Regions from separate parts of the Mus musculus genome. Here region 1 is linked to region 2. A link is a loop called in an ENCODE intact Hi-C map of the cell type or tissue named here. Cell type or tissue: left cerebral cortex. All regions are shown on one strand.

What was found. Peaks named below come from ENCODE experiments on the same cell type or tissue, not always from the same donor. Only the 100,000 strongest peaks of a DNase experiment are listed, where the experiment ranks them.
Region 1: it touches region 2 in a loop (2.4-fold over the local background); 9 of 42 quality-filtered maps call a loop at or near these places.

Annotation. Positions count from the first base shown.
Region 1 is chr5:48,036,770-48,039,269 of GRCm38, forward strand. The region is part of intron 4 of Slit2 (slit guidance ligand 2); the gene reads left to right. Among named protein-coding and RNA genes, the nearest start is that of Slit2, 55 kb to the left of the region's middle. In left cerebral cortex, a CTCF peak has its summit at 1,436 (motif pointing right); a DNase peak (open chromatin) is centred at 1,442.
Region 2 is chr5:48,121,866-48,124,365 of GRCm38, forward strand. All of the region lies in intron 4 of Slit2 (slit guidance ligand 2), which reads left to right. Among named protein-coding and RNA genes, the nearest start is that of Mir218-1, 100 kb to the right of the region's middle. In left cerebral cortex, no CTCF peak of the experiment used is centred here; a DNase peak (open chromatin) is centred at 1,041.

The DNA.
Region 1 (2,500 bases), 85 kb before region 2:
TAAGTATAGGACTTTGGAAATTATAAGGTAGAATGCATTTAAAGGAGTTTTTGAAGGGGAAATTCAATGGAAATTTAATGTAATGTAAGACATTCTAATGGACTGTTAACGTTGGTAATATGAAAGATACCTCTCAAACTGATTGCCTTGTTTGGTGCCTTTTTCTCAACCTGCATCTGGGGCTGAGATATATTGCCAAATGAACCCCTAATAAGTGACATGCAATCAGTGGGTTGACAAGGATGTATATACTGAGAATTGTCTTCATGAAATGCTTGTTATTTGCAACACAGTTTCATGGAATTGTTGCCACAGTGTGAGGAACATCAAGACATGTCATGGTTGAGGATGGAGATTCAGCCACACCACCATCTGAGCCCAGCCAGTACCAACATCTACATAATTTTGTATCTCACATATACCTCAGCACCTTACAGAAGTTTTAGAAATAATAATCTATAATTTTATTTTAAGGTATTAATATTCTGGTCACCTTTTACATAATAATGTGCAACCCTAAGTGGAAGCAATAAAAGTTCTAACACTGACCTGCAGGAGGGTGAACTGCAAGATACCTTCAAGGATTTAAGGTAAAAAATTTAAAAAGACTATTCTGCTCATGTTTACACCTCACTCTGAATTTCTGAAAAAGAGAAGACATATTTGTCAGTTCATTTTAGGACTAACAGACATGCAACAACATCTGATGGATGCAGTATAGGAAGAAAGCCACACTTAGGATGGACTTAGAAGTTATGTATTCACTGTAAGAATGAATAATGTGGTGGAGTATTGTTTTGTTTTTCTCTTTCTTTTCTTCTTTTTGTTTGTTCGTTTTATTTTCATCATAGATTTTTTGTGACTTATACAACACCCACACCACTATGTACATATCGAGAAGGAAGAAAACATAATTGTCACCACACTGGACTTGGTTAAATAAGAACTTAGGGTAAAATTAAGGCCTATAGTACCTGTTGAAATAACCTAAAATTAATATATACACGTATATTTATAGCATAGGAAAAGCCAAGCTCATACTTTATATTCAGCTGAATCTAAAGTATGTAATATTACATGTGGGAAATCTCTAATTATATACACAGCTTGTGTACTTAAGTAAGAAAGTTTGGGTTAGCATCAAATAAAGACATATGATGCGTGGGGGCTTAGTGATCCCTTCCTGACAAAAAGGTGTAATTGGAAATTTCTAAATAAATGGTGTACATAGCATTTCTTAAGTGTACACAGGCTGTTCAAAGCTGTGAGATCTTCCTGCATATTTTTGTACAATTACTATACCTTTGTGAATCTAAAAGTTCAGTTTTGTAACAAAACAGAACCTTGTTCATCCTAGAAAAGGGGATGCTACGAGCAGGGCACTGGCCAAGTGACGGAGAGTGGGCGAGAGGAGAGCTTCTGTCAGCTTCTGCAGCTAAAAGCAGCAGGGGGCAGTAAAACATTTTGATTCAGGGACAGAGGATGGAGCAGGTCAGCTGAGACAGACACAGACTTCTCTCAGGAAATGTTTTGTTCCGTTTTAACCCACAAGACTCTAATTCTTCACTGCTACTCCTGTCTCCTTTCTCACAGCCCTGTATTGAGGGATAGTAACAGATACTCAACCTCGATATTAAACAGGAACTACCCATTCAGAGAAATAACTTTCATTCCTTTCTTAATTAAATCTGCGGTCGAATCTGTTTCCTTGCACAAAATATAATGCCAATTCAGGTTTGGATTACATTTTCTGCTTCTATGTAAGTTTGTGTGACAGTCCTGAGAAGTGGGATAAAGTGAGCCACACGTGGATTATAAATTTGATAAGGAATGGAGTGGTTGGACTTTCTCTGTGTTTGAGATCATTAAAGTAGTACTTTTGTGTGCATTCCATTTTATTCTTTGTTCCTGATTGTACCTTTCTCTGGAAGGTTCATTCTTTCCTGTACTTCCAAGCAGGTATTTAATATTTCCTGTATGAGTCCAAGATATCATTATAATCATTATAAGTCTTAATTCTTGAGAATTGAGTTCTGGTTCAGGTTATTGCAGATCACTTCTGGTATTTTTCCAGTGAAGAATATTGATATATTTTATTAAATGCTCCATAGAATTACCCATTTCCAGAATCCCTGTACTCAACTGTCTACATTGAAAAGAGTAAGAAGAATTGTAACCAGCCTTGGAAGACTGAGGCTAAAGGATTAGGTGTATGATGCCAGCCTCAGATGTACGAGTCTGTTCACAAAACAATGATCGTTTAAATAGAATATATGTTTTGCTTATAGGGTTGTAGAAACCAGCCTCTGGGTACACAGGCTATGGGTATAGCTTCTCTTCTGATTGATGTTGAATGTTTGTCTGGACTGTAATTTCCATTCTTTTTACTGGATCTTCTATGTGCACCATTCAGATAGCCTGGAATATAGGGATAAAAAGACAGGACAGGACGCCAACATTCATCAAGTGCTTAAATGTGTTTCCTTGACTCTTCATGTCA
Region 2 (2,500 bases):
GTGTCCATACAACTGAAGCCCAGAGAGAAGAGTGCTGTACACATGAGATTTCACAGGGGCTATGAAAAATCTTGATAATCTTGCACTGCACTTGATGCAAGATGTGTGCTCAAGTACAAGGTTCATAAAAGCTGGGGTTAAAAAAAAGAAAGCATTGCCTAGAAAAGCTCCAGTCCTTATTCCATTTTTTCTTACCAATATGTGTCCCTCTAGCAACCATTATTTTACTGTCTACTTCCAGGAGATTAACTTTTTAAACATCCATTTATTATTAATAGTTAGGTAGTTTCCATTTGGGCTTTTAGGGCTAAGGTTAAATTATCCCAAATGAAAACACTGTATCAGGCTCAAAAAATAAATATTCCAAAACACAACATGAAGTCTTTTGTTGGAAACACGCCAAGCTCAAAAGCATGCACGACTTCTCCTATGTAAATTTTGTTCTTGTAAGTCCATGATTCTGTAATGAGACTCAAAATTCTGTTTTACTTTAAAATGGTAAATGGCTAAAAAAATTGTAGGTGGAGGGAGTCAGAGTCATAATAACAGTTTGTTTTCCTGTGTAGAGATCCCGGAGAGTTTATGTTGCTCACCTTCAGCAAGAAATGGACTCAAAAGTTTTCACATCCACAAGTTCAATATTATCTGTAAACAACTTTGAAGGGGTGCTGTGTTGAATATTCTAGAAATAGCATCAACAATCATTTTAATAGGGAAAAATGTTTCATTTTTCAATTTCTGGAAAACAAAATTATAGTGGAAAGCAAAAATATAGTGAAAACATTCTAGAATTTTCTCCTGTTATTTTCTTTCATTTAATCAAATTTGCCATCTCTCTCAATGGCTCTGCCACTGCTTTTACTAGCCCTATTCAAAATCTCTGGTTGGCAGGCAGTGGTGGGGACTTGGCTGTGTAATCACAACAGCTTAGTTGCGAACAATCCAGCGGAGCCTCAGTACATGCTACTGGCAGAAACATGAAAGCACCTTTAGATCGCTAAGTGCTGGGATGTGAGTTCTGCGGCTGCCCATCTTTTGTGTTCGAGTAAAACTAAGCAGTAGCAACTTGAGAAAAGGATGAATGTTCTGTACTCAGGGGCCTTTAACTGAGTTCTGGACTTGGAAATATTTGGGGAAAACAAAAAGTTTCTTTGCAAAGTTCAGGCCTCTAAGAATCCATAGTGGAGGAAAGCCAAAGACCGAAGATTTTATCTGCAGCACTTTGAAAGGCCCTTTCTGTGATCAAAAGAAAAATGCAACAAAACACATTAATTGGCAGTGCTTATGATAGCTAAGTCTTTTCAGCTAGAGGCTGAGCTGGTCCTTCAGAGGAAGGAAAGCGAGAGGCAATAGAACAGTGGTGGTCAGCAGCTCATTATCTCTACCTGTTGTCAGTCATAGTGTGTGATTGGTACAAATAAATTACAAAGTTCTGGATGACAAATGGCTAGGTTTATGACTGGGGATGTGAACTTTTGCTTTGACTCACTTCTAAAACAAGATCAATAAACAACCTGTTCTATCTTAGTAATTAGCGGGGATACTCTCTCCATAGGATGTGGTGTCTAGTTCTCTACCTACAGCCAAATAATAGGAGAACAGAATAACATATAATATGCTCTTTCATTTTGTTTTTCTGTGTGTTATATTAAACCAAGGTTTTCAGCTTGGAAAATGGAATTCTAGCAAATAAGCTTACATCAAACCTGTTTCCAGAATTGAACTTTCCTTCTGCTCTCCAGGTAAAATTCAGGACTTTTCATATTTTGGTTTTGATTCAATAACGATAAGTTACGATGTTCTGGCTCCTTAAGCTAAGCATCTTTTACTTTCAAAAGCTCTACTATATCCTCATCCCCTCGGACCACATTTTTCAGTTTGCTCACTCCTAGGAAATTAAACTAACTTGTCATGTTTTTATGTCTCTACACTGATTGTTGTCATAGCCAAGCCCTTCTAAGTTACGTAGGGACCAAGATCATTACTATCAAGTTCAGGGTAGAATCCCTTCTTCTAGTCTCCACTAGCCACTAAGTAAATTGTAAAGGACACTCTGTCTAGAAAGCCTGAAGATCAGCTGTTTGAAGTGCCTGGGGACAGAAAGAAAAGTGTGTGACATAATGACAGTTAGCATTGCTGTGTAAATATTTAGGGGGCAATGATCTTGAATATACTTTTTTATGCTAAACTATCTGTGAACAGAGACAGGAAAAACACTACAGTTCTTATGCGGTGTGTGTCTTCCTTTGGGTTCTTATTCTGCCTCCCACAAGACGTTGAGCTCATATTTGCTTACATACACTTTCTATGGACCACTATAAGTTAATGAGCTGTATGAATCTCAATGCAGAATCTCCTCTCTCTCTCTCTCTCTCTCTCTCTCTCTCTCTCTCTCTCTCTCTCTCTCCCTCTCCCTCTCCCTCTCCCTCCCTCCCTCCCTCCCTCCCTCCCTCCCTCCCTCCCTCCCTCCCTCCCTCCCTCTCTTTCCCTCCTTCCCTCT